3 separate regions of the Homo sapiens genome follow, and regions 1 and 3 are each linked to region 2. A link is a loop called in an ENCODE intact Hi-C map of the cell type or tissue named here. Cell type or tissue: heart left ventricle. All regions are shown on one strand.

The links. A loop is a pair of places that touch in the nucleus more often than their neighbours do. Peaks named below come from ENCODE experiments on the same cell type or tissue, not always from the same donor. Only the 100,000 strongest peaks of a DNase experiment are listed, where the experiment ranks them.
Region 1: it touches region 2 in a loop (7-fold over the local background); 7 of 110 quality-filtered maps call a loop at or near these places.
Region 3: it touches region 2 in a loop (2.3-fold over the local background); 6 of 110 quality-filtered maps call a loop at or near these places.

Annotation. Positions count from the first base shown.
Region 1 is chr2:191,843,971-191,851,970 of GRCh38, forward strand. CAVIN2 (caveolae associated protein 2) reads right to left here and starts at 3,118. Exons shown (of 2, transcript NM_004657.6): 1 at 2,473-3,118. The coding sequence starts at 2,955. CAVIN2-AS1 (CAVIN2 and TMEFF2 antisense RNA 1) reads left to right here and starts at 2,518. Exons shown (of 4, transcript NR_187184.1): 1 at 2,518-2,801. RefSeq lists an enhancer at 2,823-3,331. In heart left ventricle, CTCF peaks have their summits at 1,632 and 3,183; DNase peaks (open chromatin) are centred at 1,621, 2,591, 2,921 and 3,361; H3K4me3 peaks cover 4,310 bases; H3K27ac peaks cover 5,011 bases.
Region 2 is chr2:192,022,742-192,030,741 of GRCh38, forward strand. All of the region lies in intron 5 of TMEFF2 (transmembrane protein with EGF like and two follistatin like domains 2), which reads right to left. The region is part of intron 1 of CAVIN2-AS1 (CAVIN2 and TMEFF2 antisense RNA 1); the gene reads left to right. Among named protein-coding and RNA genes, the nearest start is that of TMEFF2, 170 kb to the right of the region's middle. RefSeq lists an enhancer at 6,465-6,634. In heart left ventricle, a CTCF peak has its summit at 3,079 (motif pointing right); no DNase peak of the experiment used is centred here; H3K4me3 peaks cover 443 bases; H3K27ac peaks cover 1,671 bases.
Region 3 is chr2:192,151,436-192,159,435 of GRCh38, forward strand. The region is part of intron 4 of TMEFF2 (transmembrane protein with EGF like and two follistatin like domains 2); the gene reads right to left. Among named protein-coding and RNA genes, the nearest start is that of TMEFF2, 39 kb to the right of the region's middle. In heart left ventricle, no CTCF peak of the experiment used is centred here; no DNase peak of the experiment used is centred here.

The sequences.
Region 1 (8,000 bases), 180 kb before region 2:
TTCAGACAAGCCATAAACGTTTTCGAATCTCAACATCCTCATCTGTAGATTCGGGATAAATGAGATAAGATGCTTACCAATGTATGCTGGGTTTATTAAGTGCTTGATTTTTTTTGCTCTTATTAATATCATCAGTGTATAGATGAGGAAACAGGTTTGGAGAAGCTACAAACTGTGTCCAATATCACATATTTAGCAAGTGGTAGAACTAGGATTTGAACTACTGTTTGTGTGACTCCAAAATTTATCTTCTGAACTACTATACTGGACCACTCTCTAATACAAATTATTATTTTATCCATTGGCATAATTACTACTCTGGGGAAACTGCTACTTTTAGAAGGAACAAGAGAGTCCACTGAGGGACTGTGCTTGCATTAGTTTTATACAAAACAATCATCTTGCGATGCCTTGAGAGTTGAGAATTCTAATATCCTTTAGGCTAATAAAGGATCTTACACGGCTTAAGAAAGGTCCAGTCACTTGCCTCTAGTTTCCTGCCTCCTAAAATGCTCTTTAAAGGTGTCCTTGGGGATTGTTTTCTAAAGGGCCCAGAATGGAGTCCGAGCACATTTCTGTGGATATTCTTAGCTTCCAGTTTGGTCTTGAGCACCCCTGTTTCAGCTTTTACTCACTATATGGAGAATTTCTACCATATCTGGCTGCAATTTCACACCTGTCAATTCAATGTGACAAAACAGGAGACCATGTCAGACCCTCACAACAGCATATGCCTTTAAGTTCCCAAGCAGTTTTTTTTTAATGTCAGATTTATAATTCTCCTGAATTTCTACTAGCATATCCTCTCCATCCCTCCCCCCAACATCTGCAGAACATCCATGACAAAACAAAACAAAACCCAATCCTGACGAATTGTGACTTTCCTCTACAAGATAAATACTTTTTTCCTCCTCCTTAACTGAGGGATGGGACAAGAGATAATTTGCCTGATTCATACTGGAAGCAGGAAAATTTCCTTTGGTGTCTCAGACTTAAACAGGTCTGTACATGTTTGGTTTTGTTTGGAGATCAGTATTTAATTTAGAAATGGCTTGAGAGCTGAGATTTCTAATATCTCTTAGGCTAATAAAGTAAGGATCTCATATGGCTTAAGAAAGGCCCAGTTACAGTATCTCTTTTCAATTCATCTGGTGCATGAAAAGCTACTGCATTTGCATTAAAAGCTGAAAAGTTTTCAGCTGCAAAAGCCTGCAAGGTAGAGGAGGACATAGGCTCCCTAAACCTTTACAATATTCAAGTGCAATTTGAGGAGGACAAAAAAGCAGCGAGATGAGTCTTTCCTTTTATGGGGGTAGGAAGGCTTCTAACTTGGCAGAGCAGATTCATTTTGAAAAAGAAGACTCCCTCGGTTTAAATCCCAATTTCTAAATCTCTCTTGGGAGATGAAGGCTTTCCCTGTGTGCCTTTCACAATCAAACTGTTGGTTATAGCCTCTCCCCTCCATGGCTTTGAAATCCTCTCCTATTCATATGGTCACAACGAGACAGCCCTGGAGCGAGGATGGCAATCGCTTCCTGGGCTCTGTGCTGGCTGGATTCCACTGGGCGGAAGGGCTTCCAGCATTAGGCAGGGCTGCCCTGGGATTCACAAATGCCCACCACTTGGCGGAACAAGAGCCCCACGCAATCTCCCTGTCCCCAGATAGCCTCTTGCTACATTAATTGCATCATTGATGCATTAAAAAAAATTAAGTGGCCTTTTTATTCTAAGGCAACCGTTTGAAGGAGAAACATTTAAGACTAGCCTTTGTGACTATAACTGATAACACTCCTTTTATTTTACTTAACAGTTGTGGTCTCTCTGAACAAGGAGAGGCACGTCTAGTGTGTTTGTACTCTCTTTTTCTAGTGCATTTGCTAGAAAAGAACTCCACAAGATTGCTTTGCCCCAAAAAAGTCTTAAAAGAACAAGGCTAACTCTAATGGAATCAATCCTCTATTTGATTGGTCCCCAAAACGTTGATAGCCTTTGTATAAAGGGATAGTTTGACTTTTTGGTTAAAAAAACCACAAAATACCTCACATGATCACTTCATTTCCACTAAGAGTTAATGAACAGCCACTGAATTAATTTGCCCTGTCCAGCTAACAGCTGCAGCCAGAGCCCTAAGCTCCTAATGCAAAGAGACAAATGAATTTGACTAGGGTGCACGCACCTGCACATCTTCCCAACCTGTACAGAGTGCATCCAGGTGCTCCCTGACAAATGACCCGGGGCCTACTAAGCCCGGGGACATCTTCTTTGGATTAGTCTGTAGTGACCTGGGAAATTCCCACCCCTGTGTGAAGATTTCACATTTGCTTTCCGCAGGCAGACAGGGGACAGTGCCTTGTATGTGTGATCCCTGACAGGCAGGACAAATGTAAAAATGGCTGTGAGAGCCAGGATGAGCGAGATCAAGAATGATAAGGAGTTCCAGCCCGCCTGTAAGGAGGCATAGGGGGAACTGACCTGGAAGATGAGCACTTTGAAATGGTTGCGTCGGAGGAGCTGGGCGTGGTTGTTCTCCAGCCGCTTCACCTGTGCGCACTGCCTATCCATGCGCTCTTTGACCGCGCGCGTGTGGGCGCTGACCTTGCGGGACTTCTCCAGCAGCTTGCTCACCGTGTTGCTGGTGGAGGCCTGGTACTTGGAGAGCTTGGTGAGGTCATTCTGGATGCCCTTCACGGAGCCCTCCAAACTGATCTGTCGCTGCTCCATCTTGTGCTGGTTCTCCTGCACAGCGTCTAGCATGTTCACCAGCTTGTCCAGGAGCGTGAGCACCGTGACTGCGTTCACCTGTGAGTTGTCCCGGATGGCCTCCTCTGTGTTCCCTAGGTTCAGGCTGGGGCTTGGTGTGGAGGAAGGCATCGGGCTGGGGCTCGAGGGCTTTTCCTGCCGCATGTCAGACCCAGGGTGCTGGAACTTTTCGGCCTGTGCAGCGTCCTCTCCCATGGCTAGGCAGGTGGGAACGTTCTTTCTCTCTGGGAGCTGCTTCTTGCTCGGGTGAGAAGTTGCGGTGGTGAGGGTGTAGGATGAGGCCCGCTGGTTGGAGCTCAGGGCACCAGTCTCCAGGACTGGCAGAGGTTCAGACAGGCAACAACTGGCTACGCTGATCAGGGGAACTGCATTCCAGCTGCTCTTAAAGGCCCTACTCCACCCAGTGGGAGGAGAAGTTTACAGAACTGAGAACCATTTAGGGTTCAGACGTATGCACACACTTCCTAACCGCGTTCTGGGCACAGGACACTTTGTTGCAGGTTTAGCTTTTCTTTCCTGTTCCCCTTCCCTTTCAATGTCATATTTCAATCATGACTTCATCTAGAGGCGGAGAAAAACATGCTAACTTGGCCCAGCTCCACAGCTTCCAATTGGCTAAAGCTGGTAAACTTTTCTCTGGCTGCTATGCTGCAGATGCAACAGGGTGCCTGTTTCTTTTTCCTGGATACAAGTTATTGTAACGGAAAGTATTGTTTGCATTTGCCCTAGAACTGACTGATGGGTTGCAGAACACCGGGTGTCCTACTGGGAGGCATAGAGTTTAAAGGGTACTGCAGCCAAGTTTGTATTATTAGTTTCTCATTTGCAAAGGAATGGGACTAACTCTGATAATGATAAGGAAAACAGCTCAGTTCTTATTACTCTTGCAGTTGCAGATACAAAATAAGTTAAAAGAGATTGAACTTCAGGGATATTTAAAAAAAGTAATACTGCTGTTATGACTGTTATGTAATATATGGAAACTTTTTGAATGACCACATTTAAAAAAATGATTGTTTTTTTCAAGAAGTGAGACTGAGGAAAAATAAAATGTGGTCTTTTTAAGAACCTACCGTGATGATTTGTTTTAACTAACTTTGAGTTGGTGAGGAGAGACTTTCTCAAATGCCCATCTCTGCAAGGCATTTATTGACACGTGCCCAGAAGTGTCTGTTGGCAGGCTGAGTTGGAGTTTCTCAAGTGGTTCTAATGTTTGACATTTTAAAATTCCTGCTCAGTGAAGTGGCACACCTGTTCTCAAATGTGGCCCTCCTCAGCTGAACCTTGGGATGTGGGGCTTATTTTCCTAAAATGGCTTTACATGCTTGAGTTGATTTTAAACGTATCCAGCCTTTGAAAGTGCTTTCAGCAGGAAGTTTGTAATAGGCCTTCTATGAACAATTTTGAGACGAACAAATGCCAGCTCATACCAGGTCAGGGATTGATAATGGAACAATGCCATTCGTCAATAGTAACACCTACATGTAAGCCAATCAATCAGCAGGCCATTGGTTATCACGTTGGTTGAATCTCTGCCTTCTGCTATATGCATGAAGCACTATCCAGAAGACATTGGCAAAGCATGACGGAGACCCTGCTCTCAATGAGTATAGCTGCCAGTTAGGAAGATGAACTAAAGATATTTACAGAGGCCTTCAATTTCTTCAGATAATTGGTGCCACCAAAACCCACTTAAAGCAAATGCTTTAAAAATAGAGACCAAAAAAGGTGAAAAGAAGGTTTGGTTGAGATGTTATCTTTTAAAAAAGTAAGAACATTATTAAAATTAATTTACCTTATATTTAATAAAATTTAGTTGGTCAAAAATGTGTTAAATATTAGAATAAAGGATGAATCAAGTGTTGATTTTAAGAAGCATAATTTTCTAACAAAATTATATGATATCATGACACGACGTCCTTTTACATTTGACTTTTGTGGGCAAATCATAGAGTGTCACTATTTCAAAAATATTTGAGGGCTTCATCAATTTTCCAAGAGCCTCTCTTAAATTTTGACATTCAAATCATTTCTTTTTGAAGCACTTATTGTGCCATCATCCATGTAGATTTGTTCTTCTTCAAATGTTAATGTTAACTATTCCAGCTGCAGATTCTCATTTGTCAGAGGAGTTGCCCATGATTCAAGGGCTTCTCTAACATTACCTTCATCAACTTCATGATTTCCTACATATTTTGCAAAATTTGCGATTTCACATTATAATCACTTCACCCTGATTTTGCATTGATTTGCGCTGATTTTGCATTGCATTGTTGGATATTGTATAATCAGCTAGATGAATAGAGACATTAAAGAGATGGGGTGTGAGGTGGTAAAAGGAAAGAGGCTAGTTGTTAAATAGAAAGAAAGGTTTGCGTGTGGGCTTATTTATTTTTAAAATATATATTTTGAATAACACAAGTAATATCAGTCATCTATTGCTGTGTAACATACCAGCATGAAACTCAGTGGCTTAAAATAACGTTTTATTTACTCATGATTCTGTGGTTGGCTAGTCAGGGCTCAACTAGAATGGATTATTTCTGCTAGGCATATGCATTCATCTGTAGTTTGAGCTGAGGAATCTGAGATGGACTCATTCACGTGTCTGCCTCCTCAGCTGGGGCAACTAGGATATTGGGATTTCTCTCTTTTCCATTTTTCAGCCTCTGGGGCCTCTCCATCTGATCTCTCTAGTAGGGAAGTCAAACTTTTTTTACATGGTACTTCAGGGTTCTAAGAGAGTAGAAGCAAAGCTGCAGGGTGTCTTAAGGCTGCAGGGTATCTCTGGAACTCTCCCCTTGTCACTTCTACATTCTGTGTTCCAAGTAGGTCACAGGCCAAGATCAGATTCAAGGGGTGGAAATAGACTCCACCTCTTTAAGAGAGAGAAGCAGTAATGTCCCATGACAAAAGGGTGAGCCGCTTGGGAGAGACTGTTGTAGTCACCTTTGAAAACAATCACCACGTGAATAGATTGTTCTTTTAAAAGGCTATCACAGATAAAGTGGAGCCCCTTTTGATCACCATTTCCATTTTATTCCCTTCCCTCTCTTGTCAGGTAATCATTTTAATGAATTTGGCATATATCCTTTAAAAATTATATTTAAAAGTGATCAGTTCATTAGTGAATAGTTTCATGCTGTGATGCAATTTGTTTTGTTGGACAACCTTACAATCAGGGGAGCTAGAAGGAGCTATGTAATGGGAACATACAAGATGGCCTGAAACTAAGTAATAGACTACCCTGAGCAGCCAGACTTACCATTTAGTTGTCCTAAATTAAGTCTTCTTTCTGTCTGAGAGAAATCAGTGAATTTCAGCGGTCAGTTCTTAAAAGAAATGCTTAAAATAATTAATTCTACCTACCACATATTATGAAGTTTCTTGGAAATTAGGTAGTGGAGTTTAGACTTGATACAGTGACAGGCTGGGGAGGTTTTTGAACACGTGAAGGTGATGTGTTTAAGAAGAATCTGTACAGCAATAAGATGTAGAGATGGGTCACTTGGCTGGTGGGAAATAAGTGCTAGGCACTGGGGATGCAAAGATGAATGGTGTGTATTTGTTACCCTTTAAAATCTCCCACCTTAGGAGGATAGGTAGGTAGACAAATCCTAGGGATAGAGGTACAGGTGTGGGCACAGAGAGGGAATGATTAGCTCTGCTGGAGTCTAGGACCATGAAGGCTTTAGTCATGACAGGGTATGGTTAGGACTCAGAATCCTCCAGCTGATCACCAGCTCCCCCGAACACCAGTTAACCTCAGAGGTTTAAGTCACAGAAGCACAGAAGTCATTCCAGGAAAATACCTACTTTATTATCAGTTAAGGAATTGGTCCCAATTTCTATGTGGTTTCCTATTCTGAACCACTAGCCCATAATTCCTAGACCAGAGGCAGCTCAGTGGTCTCTTTTGTTGACCTTTTCCATGTAGGTCCATAAAGTAATCTGGGCACTCTTGGTCTGACAGCAATAGGAGACCTGGAATGAGGATCCCACAGAAAAGAAAGCCCTTTGCCCCAGTGGCTAAAGAAACAAAGAAAGCTAAGCAGGCTACTCCATATATATTTTCCCCTGTCCTCTATGTTGGAGTTTGAAAGCCTTTCAAAGGGTGGGTTTCCTCTTGAACAGGAGGCAGTCCTAGGGTTGTATATTCACCATATGGAAAGAAAGAAAAACCATGTGATGACACATCCACGTGTTTTATGTCATCGAGTTTTGGGGTGATTTTTTAATGCAACAGTAGATAACTGGGAACTGTAGTTTGCAATGACAGTGTAATTCTAAAATAATTATTGTTAATAGTCTAGGTTTGTTCCTAGAACCCCTCTATCTAATATGTTTTATGCATACTACTGTTTCCAAAACTTAACTGCTAAGGTAGTGTTATAAAGCAAAATAAAGGACTTTGTGTGATTATTCTCACCTTAAGAAAAACTTAACACTGGGTTTAATACCAAAAGGTGGTAGGAAAAAAGCATATTACCAGGATAAAATGCATTATGCAGAAAGGAAGGTGGAGTTGAAAGATCATCTGACCCTATCTGGGCGAACTCTATATCGAGTCATTGAATCCTGCAGTGGGTGTGGATAGAAAGTGAGGGTGCAGTTTGCAGAATGCCTGAACGTCTTGCCTTATCTTTTTCTACGGCAGTGAAGAGGAATCAAGTGTTTACTTTCACTAGAAATATTAATGATGAAAAGCACATGATTATATGATTCGAATCTCTTCCAACCAAAGTCCTTGTGTATCAATGATGTCAGTAAGAAGTAGAGAAATGTATAAGGAAATCCTACATAAATGAGTGATGAAGCATAAATAATGTATAGTGTTTACATATAAGGTAAATTTTACCCACTTCCCATGTGCTGTCATTTAGGAACTCCAAGATTTTAGAAAACTCTAGAGGAGCTTACATTCTCAAGGCCTTCTCTGGCTCTTGGGTTTAAATAAGTGTTTCTCTATGTGCCATATCTGTACTTCTCCATAACTGCCCGGTTGTAAACTCCAACCCCTTCTTTAAGTATCATACAATCCACTCACATAAAGTATTTCTAAGTGGAGTAGATGTTAATGAAGTTTTAGAGTCACAGTTAGGAAGATTTCTGACATCTTGCTGGTTTTTCTCCTCCTAGTTTTCTTTCTTCTGTTTTCTCCTTACCTCCATCCACTCTCTGTATCATGAAAAGAAATATTACTCAAACACTGGACATTAGGTTTTATGTTCTACCCCAAG
Region 2 (8,000 bases):
GATTTACTTGGACTCAGGAAAGCAGTTTTTGAGTCATCTCTTTAGTTTCAATTGTTTATCAATAATAATAATACTTACTCTTTATTGGATGTTTACTACTTGCCAGGAGCTGTGCTAAGTGCTTTCTAGATAAATTACATTCTTTATCTTATTACAATAAGCTTATGAAGTAAGTATCTCCCAATCAGTCACACTAAGTATTATGTTTGATTTCCTTTTGTTATGAAGTATGGAAGATAGAAAAGACATTGAAGATTTTTTTATCTTTTTTTTTACTTGCTTATTCATCTTTGAATAAGTCCTGATTTACCTAAACCTAGTTTGCCAATATGCAAGTTGTACGGATTGTGATTTATGCTATTTTCTGTTTTCTTGCACACTGGCCATATTCCCTTATTTGTCTATGTTGGCAGGTTGATGGACAAAGTTCTTAGTTCAAAGCCGAGTGCCTAGGCTTTTATCTAAAATGGCTGACCTTTGCCCTCTAAGACATGAATAGATTGAGTACACACAAATCTATAATCATGGATATTTTCAACATCCATGACTCTGCCTATATTCTCTACCTCTTCTGCCTGTAGCATTTTTTTCTTGTGGGAACTACATCAACACCAGGTACTTCCTATTTCTATGTCATGCCTAATTATACGCTAGGAACTGTAATTTCTGCCTGAGTTTTGAGAGAGAGGTGACAACTCATGGGAAACAGAAAGGTGATGACAGTATTATTTTTTTCTCCAAAAGCAACATCAATCTATAAAGGAAAGGCTGCACAGTTTTTGATTGGTTTGTCCTTATGTTCTTCAAAATAGGCTGGAGGTAGGGGTGGGCACTCTTTGTTTCTGCAGACAAAGAAATGGAGGGTGTTGATTAAATTTTTAAGTCCAGTTTTATTGGCTTTGCACTTATGCTAATTTGACTTTTTCATATCTCTGTCTGTCTGTTTGTTTATCTTCTATCTATGTTTCTATTTATTAGTTGGGAAAATTTCATTAGGTCTGCTAGTCAGACACAGAATTAAACTGGGAGAGCTTTCCTCTCATCACCTCTATAGCTCCTTTTTAGTGATATGTCTATTATCCTTAGATCACCTGACTTGGGGGCAGACTATACTCATTGGATGAAGGTTTAGCAACTTTCATTGAGTAAAGATAATCACAAGCTTCAAAGTGATTAAAAGGCATGCTAAAGAAAGATTAACACTAAATAGAGTGTTTCTTCTGGAATTCTGTGAAAGAACACTGCCAAGGGGACAGTTTGGGGATGAATGTGTGACAAATTCACAGATATTCCTTGTGACAGTCACAAATCTCCTATGCATATCTTTATGATTGCTAAGGCACAATATTCCCATATTTCTCTATTCATGTGATAATTTTGAATGTATTTCCCATAGATGAGGGTTTTCCATAGTTGATTTATCATAAATACTAAAATAGAATTATATTTTATGGATACTTCCCACTCTTCATTCTACTATAAGCTGCATTAAGTCAACACAAGCTGTATTAGGCCAACACATTATTTCAATTTATATATAGCATAAAATTGTATATTGTAAAAAATTCAGGAGTGCCCTTCAGTATTTTGTTCTTTTTGTTTTGCTTTTAAAAATATGATGGATTCTTGTTCTTTCATAAGCAGAAAGAGAGAAGCTTTACAATTTATCAAAGTAAGTGAAATGCTTCCTTATGTTAGCATGGTATAGAATAGAGCTGTGTCAGGCATGTGGAGAACACTGGTAGTTCCTGAATGAATTTAAAAACAATTATTCTACAGTAAAATTTTAAAATTTGAGTTAGAATTCACCTATTTTAAGTGTGCATAGCAGGCACATTTTCTAATAATGGAGACACGTTTTAAAATATATACTCGCGGAGTACATATATGGTTGGTGTTTCATGAGAGTTTTTCCCCATTAAGGGATAAGGAAGATGAATGCCAGAATTTTACTTTTTTAAGCACTTTATTTGGAGTCTAGCCTCGGCTTTATTTATCAATCGTCCAATGACTTTTGCAAAAACATTTTAAATTAAGCATCTATTTCTATGTCAATGACTGTTGAAATGCTGTAGCATGAAAGTCAACATAGACTGGACTATGAGAAGAATAATTCTGCCACCTCTTTATGCAGCAGAGTTTTCTAAATTAAGTTCATTGCATGGATAATTTCCTATAACCACAGGGAGCCAGAGTTGGCTGGTTGGCCAGGAGAAAATTAACGAAAAGCAGAGAGGCCCGAACAAAGAGGGAATGAATGAGGTATACTGTTGCCTATTATAAAGGAAATAGACTAATGCCAAGATGAAGGGAGGTGATCAGAAGTTTACTCACTCAGGACTAAGTAATGATCCGAGGGAAATGCATGGTAGTTAGTGAGGAATCCAGACTTCAAGCTATATCAAGCATTGTGTTGGTGATGGACAGAGTGCCTATGGTTGTTTTGTTTGAATGATGCCCACTTTTCTAGGACTGTTAATGGTGTGTTCAATTTCAATTTAAAGCATTTCTATTGAGCTTTTGAATTATTGATCGGGGATGATGAAGGATGAGCCTACAACCAAGTGTGAAGTTACTGGTTAAGCTGATGCTGGGTAAGGTCTTATCTGAGGCAAAAATTCAGCTAACAGAAGGGTTTTTTTTTTTTTTAATTTAATGATATAGCGTTCTTGTTAAAAACCAAAAACCCAAACTTGCTTCATAAGAAGACATGGAAAACAGCACAGTTCAAATCTAAGAAGTTGGTGCAACTCTCACTTAGGCATCACTTATAAAGTGTAGAAATTGTTTTCTGTGTAGCAAAAAGCAAAATTTCTGCTTCAGCATATTATCGTGGGGTATAAAATTCAGTACTTGCATTTTCTATGGGAAGAGATCTGTAGATGTGCCATAATAATAAAAAACTCTGTCTGGAAGCAATATGTTGATTTTTCGGCATATGTCTTTTTAAATTGGAAGATTTAGAATTGCATAAACAGATTCCTGGTGCTTCCTTCCTATTTAGGTGTGGTACTATTCTAAAATGAAGCAGGATATGGGATGGGTGCTAGCTCGAGGGGGCCTGATCCACAAGGGGGAGATACAATGTCTGAATGCAGGGCACAGATACAGCACAGCTGCTTTTGCCGCTTAATACAAAGAGAAAAATACATCCCTGACTGAACTATTTAACCAACACATTTATTTCTAAACTGCGGAGTTGACTTGTTGCTTGGTTATTCATACATTCTTACATAAAACATGATAAAAAGACAATGCATTTATTGCTAACATGCTGGGAAGAAAATGGTAAAGAAAAAAAATACAATTCATTGCTTGTGAACTCCTGCCCCTGTGCGCCCCTCCCCACCCTAAGCCCCCAAGTGGCTTTCACTTTTGCTCAGTTCACAGTATCATAAACCTGAAACAATAAATGTCAATCCTCTCTTGATCACACATTAGCCCAATAGGCGTTTTATTTTAACTAAACAGGCCACCAGTCACTTGGCTGCCAGACCTTCCTGGAGTTGCTCCTTAGGGTACAGAGTGCTTTGTTTTACTTAGGCATGGGAAGTGGAGGGAAAGCTCAAGTGTAAAGACAAAGGTGAAGGGAGGCATAACCCTATAGCAGCTCACTGTGGGTACTTTCCTGCTGTAATAGACGACTGTGTGTCAATGCACATTAATATTTGATGCGCATCATCGTTATCATCCTTTATGTGCCCTTTCACAATATTGTGAAGCAGCAAGGTTGCTTCAGACAAGGATTTATGTGGCCAAGTGCAGTGGCTTTTACTTGTTGAAATTAGCACACATCCTGTCCTTACAACGTCAAAAGGGATGCTTCTGTTTATATTGAATAAACAGGCAGAGGTTGAGTCCAGCCTTTTTTTAAAACACTGTATTATCTTGAGTGCATAAACAAGACTGACAAAACAGTTTTTCTTAAATGGCACACTGATGCATTCTGTATTCTGCTACTTGGAAACAAAGACTTAGCTTCTGTCATTATAAAAGACCCTTGAAACAGATCTAGAAGTGAAAGCTTATGCATTGTGGGATAGACCGAAGAAGAAAACTGAAGAAAATGCTTAGATCTACAAAGACTTCTGTTCATTTTTATTTTCTTTTTCTGAAAATTGAATACAAGCACTGGGAAGCATTATTTGCTCACACAATGCCTGACCACATGTGCAAGCCATTAAAAGGGCGTAGCTCCCCTGCCATTTTGATGCAGTCCAAAATAAAAATATAAATGCCAATGGAACAGTTTCTCCAGATATTCTCCAGCTGTCCCTTGTATCATTAATTTTCTTTTCAAGTACAATAATTCACCCCTAACAATAACTTAAATAAGATTTTTTAAGAGGTCAGAAAAAATCCATGTTTAGAGGGGGGACAGTTCATGACAAGGGGGAATAAAGAGAAATCAGTATATGTGGCTTGTGCAAAAATAAGGATCTGAAATAATAACGACAGTCTTAATCTTGCAATATTTGAGGAAAATATTAAGGTCAACTTCTCATTATGGTAATTTTTCACGAAGACTGATTACCAGAATTTAAATCAAAGTTCCACTGCATCATTAATTCACTTATTCATTCATTCCAAAAGCATGTATTCAGTCCTTGCTTTGTGTTGTATATTACATATGATAAAGGCATGTCAGGATATATATCAGAGAGGAGCGCTATCCTTAAGGAGATTATCACATAGAACAGTATACAAAATAATATGTACATGAGTAACTATATAGAGAGTATACGAAAGAAAAGAACAAGTCAAAACAGAAAGATGATGTTGGATGTGGCAGCAACATCTAAAATGGTCCTCAAGGGTCTTGCCTCCTGGTATTCATGCCCTTGTGTAATGCCCTACCCTTGAGTGTGGGCTGTAACTAGTAACTATTCTTGTAAAACAGGAGAAGTGATGGGCAGGGCTGGCTTTACAGGCATGTGGCCAGTGCACACAGGGCACACAGAGTCCTGAACTTGGTTTAATGTTCTGTTGTCATCAACTTGATATTCTTAATCATTTTAGCTTTGAATTTTGTAAATGAAGTCAAGTGAGACAATGGATCAGAGCATGAGCTCCATGAGCTGTGTTCAATATGTGTGTCTGCCTCCTCCCCTTGCCACCTTGTTCACATAGATGGTTCTCAGTGCCTCATGAGCGCAGGATTCTGGTGACCCCATGAGTCATGGGAACTCGTGAGACTCAAAGCAAGTACAAGGTAAGTGCTGTTATGGTTTGGCTGTGTCCCCACCCAAATCTCATCTTGAATTTAACTCCCGTAATTCTCCTGTGGGAGGAACCTAGTGGGAGTGATTGAATTATGGGGGGGGGGGGGGTCTTTCTTGCACTGTTCTTGTGATAGTGAATGAGTCTCATGAGATCTGATGGTTTTAAAAATGGAAGTTTCCCTGCACAAGCTCTCTTTTTGCCTGCTACCATGCATGTAAGAGGTGACTTGCTCCTCCTTGCCTTCTGCCATGATTGTGAGGCTTCCCCAGCCATGTGGGACTGTAAGTCCATTAAACCTCTTTCTTTTGTAAATTGCCCAGTCTTGGGTATGTCTTTATCAGCAGTGTGAAAACAGACTAATACAAGTGCATTACTTCTATGAGTAAGTAAGGAGGAAGCAGATTGCCCCAACAAGATGCCTCTTTTGTTCAAACCAGAGCTTGTTTATCACAGAGAAAGATGGCAATAATGTCCTGAGAAATACGAATGACCAAGGAACGCTATCATACTGTTTTGTGTGTGTGTGTGTGTGTGTGTGTGTGACTTCCCTGGATGTGTGGAAGTTGACTTCCCTGGATTAGCCAACCATTTATACTGAAAATTATGACACTGGTGGAAAAAGACAGGGCAGACTGTATTTTCTTTTCCTTTCAGTCATTTCTTATCAGCAAGCAAAGGTAGGCAGAGTTGGTAGAATGCGTGAGCATCATGATGTGCAATAAAAACAGTTAAATTCGTTTTGTGTAAGTTTCCACTATTCTTGTAAGAATGAAATACACATGAATGTATAAGCTATGAGATACAAATTGTGTAATTTTGGTGATTCTATATAAAAATTAGATGCTCTTATATTTGCATCTAAACCTGGCATAGTACAATATAAAAATGAATGGTAAAATTATGCTAATTATTTAAAATTTTAACCTTTCTCTACTCAGAATGACAAAGCAAGTAAAAATCACCATAGGAAGTCAAGAAAAAGACACCAACAGAAGAAAGAAAAAACCCTTTAAGGGAACTTCTTCCTGCTTTTTGAACTAGGGACTTCACATATTTCTTTTGCATTGGGCCCCACAAATAACAGGCCACAATGATGCTATGTTGCTTCCAAGACTAGATTATAAAAATAATACTCTGGCATCCACCTCTTCTCCCCCTCCCCCCACGTCCATTCTCTACCTACCATCTCTTTCTTAGGGGTTGGGGGAAGGGAGGGAATTTCAGCCATTTTGTCAAGACACCTTGGCCAACAACCACCAAGAGCCTGAGTATTGCCAGCAGACGCATGAGTGAGCTTGCAAGTGGATCTTCCCCCTGCTGAGCCTTGAGAGAACTGCAGCCCTGGCTGACATCTTGATTGCAGTTGTAGGAGGAACCCTAAGTCAGAAGCACAGCTAAGCCACACCCAGATTCCCAACCCACATAAACTCTGAGGTATAAACATTGTTGTTTTAAGCTGCTAAATTGTAGGATGATTTGTAATGCAGCAATAGAAAAGGAATACATTGAGATTCAGTGGAATGACAGCTTCCTCCCAAGGACTGAGGAAGAGTCCTCTGACCTAAATCTTTTAGGATGAGCATTTCGTGATGGAGGAAGTGGCATCACAGGTAGAAGATGCTACGTAATCTAGGCCAGGACAACATTTCCCAAACCACTTTCTCACAGAACCCCATCATAATCTTAAAAATTATTGGAAGACCCCAAAGAGCTTTTATTTATGCATTCTATACATATTGATATTTATCATATTAGAAAATGCAATTGAGGCATTTAAAATTTGTATTTATCGATGGATTTAGAAACAATAACATACCCATTGCATGTTGAGATAGATAACATTTTTAAAAAAATGAATATGCTTTCTAAAAATAAATTCAGTGAGAAGAATGGCACTGTGTACATTTTTGAAAACCCCTTTAATCCTTGGCTTAATACAACAAAGCTGGATTCTATACCTGCTTCTTCATTGAATCTGTTGAAGAGCACATATCAAGTAGCCTCTGGAAAACTCCACTGTGCATTTGTGTAAGAATGAGAATAAAAAAGGCAAATAATATCTTAGTCGCTGGACCACACATTGAGACAAACCGATCTAGGGCATGGAGATGAGAGAGTCCAGAGCACATACTGACTAAACCATGTTGAAGAAGGAAAAATAAGGTTATTCTCAGAAGGCTTGCATATCATAGTCAATAGTTTATTCAGTAGAGGATTTGGCAGACATTATTTGCTGCCCATCCAAAAGCCATTTCTGCTCCCTTTCTTCCTTGCTAAAGAATCCTTGAATCTGTTCAGATATTAGAAGGTCATGAGTTGAGGGAAAGCATGTTGATTGGTGTTCCCTTTCCCATGATTGCTATAAGCACACATATGTGACACAACCATGGTGATGAAAAGAAATCAGCTGTGGTTGGTGGTGATAGCAAAGTGTAAGCTTTCATTGATACAGAGGCTTACTCATTTCTGCCTTTGGTTATTGTGCTGCTTCTGCTTGCTGTAGCCTTCCTGTTTCAATGATGAGAAGGCCAAAGGAATCTGTGAGCTGACCCAGAGCCCGCATGTTGTTGACAAGCCACAGAGTTGCCCAACCTCTTTTATTGTTATTTTGATTCAGGGAATTCCTGAAGATTCTGAAATTGTGAACTGACAAGCCCATGGATGTCTACAAAGAGTGAACTGATCACTGTGGGCTGGCCTTTGAGGCATCAGTGAGGTGATTATTAAGATAGTCAAGTTAAAGGTACTATGGGTCTGAACTACACTGGTGTCAACAG
Region 3 (8,000 bases), 130 kb after region 2:
AGTTGCATTTTCACATGTTCATTTGGAGATGTCTGAACCTGAATCTAAGAGCAACTATGTTGATTAAGAAACTCTAAGGGAAAATTGGGAAAGACGAGTTTGCTTTTGTTTGTTTATTTGTTTGTTTTTTTAACCAGTGACTATCAAGAGCGTGATGGTTAGAATTTTGAGGTAAATTTCCAAGTTTAGTCCCCCAGACTAGAAGTGTAAACAGGAACCAGAGAAGTAAATTGTTCTCAAACTTTTCTCTGACACTCAGAAGGCCCACCCTGCAAGGACTATCATGAGAGAGTCTAACATGATGGGAAGAAGACATTCTCAACATTTTTGCAGAGGAGTTTTAGTGATGAGATGTTTAAATAGTCTCATCTTGGGAGAGCCTACAGGTGGCAACATAAGTGGGTTGTGATTGCATTACTAGTGGGCATGCACCTGGCTAACTAAGCAATATGACAAAAGAGAGTTGGGCTGCAGGGGAGGAAAATGGCAGATGTTCCATGTTGGCTAAGGGTAATTGTTCAGGAACCTTGTGAGTCATGTCCTTAGTGGCTTCTAGAGTGGTTGGGGAAGTATTCAGGGAGGAAGAGGGCTTGAGGTCCCATAACAGCAATTATGAGGTGGTAATCCGGAGATGAATGTGTTACCCACAAAAGAATAATGCATTCATGCATAACCAAGAGCTGAGAGCACAAGGATGGCTGCCAATTTTTATCTCATGCATAACTCAAGTAATCCATACTGTCCAGCTGAGAACAACACTGGTGTGACTGTGGGTGACAGTGAAGGCTTGTCTTTTGTATTGTAAATATTATACTAAATGCAAGGTTTGAATCCAGATAGGAAAATCAGTCATAGGAACTCTTCATCCCCATATCTATATGGTTTTCAATTCACCAAATCAGAGATTTCTCTTTAGCTTGTTTCATAGGCACTAAAATTACCTAATATGATTGCTGTTGTAATCATTTCTGACCTCATGGAAGGTAGTTAAGCAAGAAAGAGACCAGGACATTATATGATATAATAGGGTCATGAAAAAAAAGGATTTGATGCTGCAGTAAAAGTAATGAGTGGCCCCAAGGGGGCACAGTCACATTTATCAGATGCAAAACTTCTTATTCACGTTTTAAAGACTGTAAAACATAACGTCTATGAAGGTAGCTAGTATGGTACCCGCACACAGCAGATAGTTGCTATGAATCTATTTTAATAAAAGTGAGCACAGATTATAGATTAGAAAAAAGACAATTATTTAATCAACCCAGAGTCATTTGATCCATTTATAATATTGGCATTATTTCAACTAACAACTGTATTTGTCTAGTACATACAAAAGAACTATGTTGGAATAACCTACAGGCCACTAATTTTAACAGGTTGATGAAGGCTGAGAACTGTTTTCTAACTATTATAATAACCAAAGACAACCATTCTCAGAATATATTTAATCAAAACCCTACTTTAGTGGATTTATCAGCATGTACCATAAGGATGAACTGGTCAAGTCAGGTTCCATTACAACCTTAAAACTGAGACTTTTATGCATGAAGATATTAGTTAATTTGGTGTATAATTTAAACTGATTGGAAATGTTAAATTTAAGAAAATTCTTCAATGGTCAGTACAGAGCCTATATTTAAATATTTTAAATATTTAATATTTACTATTAAATTAAGAATTATTACTCTTTTTAATAAATCTAAGAGTTAGTTTATTTGCTTAAAATATATACTAGACCTTTTAAAAGAAGTAGGTTATAGATATTAAGAATCTAAACCAAATTATATTTTTCTATACTTTTTAATATTAGCCCTTATAAATAATCTCACTGCATTTTATACAGCATGATATACCTGAATACTGGTATTTTTTTAAAAATTATGGATTTATAATTATTTCCACAGATGACTTTGCATCTAACTTCCCACTGTGCTTCTTTCCTAGCATATATACCCATTTCATACCTACCAATTTATTGATGAGTAGCCAATTCCCCAATTCTTACTTGTAGATGCATCTCCATTTTGTGCAGATTCACTGATGGCAGCCAATGATCAGGTACCAGGGTCAACTTTACCCTGTTTGTGATAGAGCAACAACTATTGTGCAAGCTGATCATCAAATATTTTGCCAACCATGGGACATTTTAATTAGACTATTTAAAATCAACACTCAGACACAACTCATGATGGGTAATATCTGTTGATGTGCCATTCTTATATTTCCTGGGGCAGAAATCAACACCTGTGGTATGAAAAGCATATTACAGGCTGTCTACATTGTTTTCTGTTTTGAAAGATGCTGATCTGTCACAGATGCTGACGTACATTGTAATGCTCAAAATACTCTATACTCGAATAGGGATGAAAGTGCTGATGCTACTCAAATAGGGATGAGATGGCTGATGCCTACTTGGGAACGCACCAGAATGGCTGGCACAGGTTCAATCATTAAATAAACATAAAATCGCTTTTTCATTTTGAGAGAAAATTCTATCAAAACTAGCTTAAATTCTTACATGGTTGGGGGAAGGGTGAATACAAAACAGTGCTTGTATATTAAATTTGAAGGCAGAGGAAGTTAAATGCAATGCTAATTCCATTAACCAGTTTCTGATTAGTGACATGGCTGCTTTTGAAAATGGGGAAGGATTATCTTTGTGCTTCCAGTGGTTCCCTTGGGTTCCTATGATTAGAGGAGTCCAAGACTATAGGGGAAATGTTACACTTGGCAATGTTACACTTCAGTATTTAGAACCAGGACTTATGACCTTCCTCATCCAGAAGTGGTGTATGTTTGTGGGGAGGAGAGACACTAAATAATATGTAACACTGGGTACAACTCTCTCTAGTGAATAGTTCAGGGTTGGTGTGTGATAGAGCTTTGTATAAGAGAGAGGACGCTCTGATTGAGGATGTGGTTTGAGTAAGCATGGACATAATGATAACATGTATACTTTCTACATTGGTACAGTAAGCATGCTAAGTTAAATTTCTGACTTAGCCATGACTGGCATTCACTCCTCAAATTCCACAAATCAAAAACAGTGGAGAGCTTCTATTTAGAAACTACTTTGGTGCTTGTGTCTCCAATAAGGACCACAGACAGAACTTTGTATCAACCTTAATGAATTTTATCACTTATTTCATTTATTTTGGGATAACACATAAAGTAGCATCTCTTTTTAATAATCCTTCTAAATTATAAAAGCTTCCATAATGCTTATAGCAGGTACGTTCTTTTCTCTCTTTTCTCTGGAGACTGTTCAGGTGATCGCCAAGGGACTGTTTGTGCTTAGATTCCACCTCCACAATGGAATTGAAACATATACATATTCTTATGAGGCTGGTGATATTGCAACCACCATCTTCATGCAGCTGATTTTTGAGGGCTTCTTGCCTGCTTCTCATCCCTGGTCTTTGGAAAGTACATTCCCCCACTTTGACAGGTTTCTGTACCACTGCATTTTGGGCAGAATAGGTCTAAATGGGTTTTCAGCTTCTCTCCTTCTATAAAACTTATAAGATCTTTATGCGAAATTTTCATACCCTTCCTGGGAACTTTAAGTTGGATATCGATATTTCTTTCTGTTAAAAAAAATAAAAAAGGCAAAGTTTCCTCCCATTGGCCAATGCACCCTGTGGTGACAATTATTAGGTTTTGGTGTTGTACTATACAATTTTCTTGTTTTCCAAGCTTATGGTTGGAACAAAATCATTTAGACAACAATAAAATATTTAAGATAGTACAAAGCTGGAAAGCACCTTATATATCAGCATGATTTTGACCGAGAGCCTATTGGGAGAAATAATTTAGTTTTGGGAGAAATAATTTAGTTTCATTAACTAAAGTGGCTATCCTTGTCACTTTGGCTAATCAACAGTGACTCAGGAACTATGTCTATCTGGGAAAGAGTAAAGAGAAGAAAGCGTGGGTTTTTAAGTAAAATAAGATACAGATTATGAAAATCCTTATAAACACTTGGCTTACAGTAACTGTAATTCTAAAGTATTATTACTAAAACTGAGACTGAGGGTGAGATTTTTATCCAACTTAGACTCTTCAAGATAGGCATTAGTTTGTATCCAAAAGAGTAGGATTGCTGTATTTGGAATCCATGGTTCTAAGCCATAGCTGCTAATTGGACAAGAGAGAGGGGAGGCTTAGCTGTATTTCTGGAATTCCTGGATTGTTTTTCTCTCTAAAATCAGTTTAAAAACCATCTGAGGCAGTTGGCAATGCTGCCCAGCAGCTGCCCAAGTAGCAACTGCAACAGCTGGATCAATACAGCTACTGCTACAACAAAGAGAACTGCCAAGACCCATGAAATGTCTAAATAAGCAGAGGCCTGGTTTTATTTACTTGTCAAAAAAAGAAGAAAAAAGATGAGGCCTAACACTTGTTTTTATAAGAAATTATCTAAGATTTTATGGTATTTCTGCTTAAAATAGCACAGAGGAACTGAAACAGGAATCTAGAGACCAAAGCTGTTACTTACTACTCATTATGTTATAGAATTTATAGCATATGGCTTAATGCTCTTGAATACAAGAAACATTAAAATACAGAGGAACATTTGAAAAAAAAAAACAAGATAATAGAGGTTTCAACGTCATTGAATCTTGAACTATTCACTCAACAAATATATGTTGGGCACTTAATCTAAGCCAGATACTTAGGCTGGTGCCCAGGAAACAGATATGGAAAACAGACAAAAACCTCTGCCCTCTTGCAGCTTACCTTCAATATTTTTATTTTATCCATTAATTCTGTAGCTTCTTTAATTCAAATAAGTGATCTCTTATCCATAATGCTAACAACAGGTAACATTTCATGAATGTTTATATGTACCGGATACTGTTCTAGGTACTACACATACATGAATACATTTAATCCTCAAAACAACTCTATGAGGCAGAAATTGTTTTTACAGATGAGAAAACTAAGCCACAGAGAACAGCATTAATGTGCCTAAAGTTCCACAGTTAGGAAGAAGTGGCATTTCCAGTATTCAAACCCAGAGTCTGGGTCCTTAATCCTTATACCCTACTGCCTCCTCATACAACAACCACTCCACAATGCAGTTGATGGGTATTCTTGATTAGTTTATTTCTATTGATTTAAAAATTAAGCACATTGGTACCTTGTCTTTAAAGAACAAGTTTCTGTTTATAAACAGGGTATATCACCAGTAACAAATTTTACATATGCCAGAAATATGTAGGCCATGAGAGTTCTTAAAAATAAACACAAAAATCCCAGCTCTCAAATCCGATTCCGAATTTGGCGGTTATAAAATAATCACACTTAAAGTGTCTCTCTCACCTGTAAGCCAGCATATACCGTATCTACAGACTGAAATGCTATTTATTTTGCAGTGAGCACAGAATCCTGAGACCACGCAGAAGGATCACTGGGATTATTAGTCTAAACTGTTCCTTTTAGAGATGAAGAATTAAGGTCGAGAGAGGTTAACATATGTTCTTAAAGTCACATTTGAGAGCCTACTATCACTTAGAGATTGTATAATAGTCCCAATTTTTCTTTAACATAATTTGAGGATTAATGGACCAAGATGCAGTTTGTATAGGATGGTGTAGATAAGATAGCTATGAAATTCTTCCCTGGCAACCTCCAGAATATTTAATATGAATATTGTGATTTAGGGAAATCAGTGTCAACTTTTCCTACCTGACATTTGGGACAGTTTAACGAAAACTTTAAAATTTCTTTAGAACAGAAGGTGTTCAAACCCAAATATGGTATAGATAAAGTCTGACTGAGGTAAAGTGGCAACACAGTATAAACTATTAACTTTGTTGCCAAACATATCTGTTTGAATATTGATTTTGTCTCTTAGTAACCTGGACATCTTAGGCCACTTTTTTTACTCTGAATCTTAGTTTTCTCATCTGTAAAATAGGAAGAGAAATGCGTATTACTTAGATTGTTATATATATCTTAAATAAGTTAATGTATATAAGTATTAAAGCTTAATAAAAACACATAAAAGTTAGTTTCTGTACTCTGTGGTTTTCTTAATTATTGTGACTAAAAAACAAAATAGCTCACAAGAAGTGTAACACTTATTTGGATATACGTTTCTGAAATGATGTCTCCAATATATCATATGTCAAGAAGTTTGTAAATATATATTTATTTTTAATGTGAAAGCAAGACATCACTTTGACACCACGTATGGCACTTCTAAGCTTATTTATTTGTTTCTACCGTCCCTATTCCCTCAAATTTTAATAAAAGTATACCTGAAAAGCCCACTATAACTTTATTCCAGGCTATGGTAAAAAAGATAAAATCTTTGATAATAGGAAATTATTTTAAGTGTTAAAAAATCTTCATTGTCTAGCTTAAAATGACTTTTTAAAGCATCACCTGCACCCTTTCTCTCCTTGCATTTCATATTCTAGTCATGCCAAACCATCTGTTGTTCCCTGAAAATGCCATGCTGTTCCGCACTTCCATGTCTTCATGTGCGTTTCCTTTATCTCAAATGGCCTTTTCCTTGTTCGTTTGCCAAGTTCTTACCTGTTTTAGTCTACCAGTGGTACAATCCTTAGAGGCAGGATCCACGCCAAATTTATTTTTGCCTCCCTGGCACAGTATGAGTACCATGCAAAATGTTTGTTATGTGAATTTATGAAGCAGATGATCAAGCAGGGGCAATACCATCTTCATAAAAATGTGAATTTCACAATAATGTAAGAAATTTATCTGTACAGCCGTCTACTGGCACTTTAAGAAAGACTGAAACACAGACTTAAAAAATCTATGGAATGATGGTATTACTGTTCAGATATGATTATCATTTCATAGAGGACCAAATTTAAAGGACAGAACTTATTTGGATATACATTTTTGAGATTATATCTCTGATATATTGTGTGTCAAGAACTTTGTAAATCTAGATTTATTATTTTTAATAAAGCTAGACAGATCTGATGCTAGCCAAGCATTTTAGCCATCAGTAATGTTCATTACTTGGCACAGAGTTGGTATTTCCTAATAAATTTTAAAATAACACTATGCGATATTCAGTAGAAAATAATATATTCAAAATCTACTTTAAAGCATTTACATCAGAATATCACAAACCCATGTAAAAATTACCCATGGTTACACTGACTACTGAAAATTAGCATTTCCCCTATGTTTTTGTCTCCACTCTAGTTCCCTTACATTAGATGTTATTACTCCACACTTTAAAACCTCTAGTGCTGGTGAGACTTACAAGTAAGGATTCAAGGTATTAATCCTCTCCTAAAGCTAGAAAAACAACCACAGCAACTCACAGAATGATCCACTGAAATCAGGAATAAAAATAATTGTGCATCGTATGCTTGTCAATAGGAAATCTTTAGTACATGAATTTAAAAAGAGAGCAAATCGGAAAATGATAAAAATGCCAAATTATTCAACACCTAAACTATTCTTTAATGTTTAACTCATGTCCCAACTCCTTTCTAAGGTTCTCCCTATTGACTACCTAACATAGGGTCGAGCGATCATTTTTTTCTGAATGACTACAGACCATACCTTCTGATCTGAAGTTCCATGTATGGAGGTTTTCACTCTCTCAAAGGACTAGAAACTCCTCCTCAAGGCCAAGAGATTATTCTATAAAGATTATTTTGTAACCCCACAGTGCTAAAAGCATTGTAGATAAATAATAAATATTTGATGACTCTTATTTGTCAACAAATGCTAAATGGGGAATCGCAGGCACAATGCAGATTGTTTTATGCTACCGTTATTTGTAGTTAAGGGAAACCCCCAAGGCAAGACTTTATACAAGAAGGAACAGAGAGGAGAGTGTTGAGGGGGGGATCAAGGCCGAAGGATAGCATCAGGGACTAATTCTTCATTTGACAAATAGATTGTCTCCTGTTCCCCAGGCAGTCTGCTGCTGAGCATAGATGAGCTACAGTAACCAGATTGGCTCATTAAAATATAGTCCCTTTAGTTCAACATGACTCATCTTT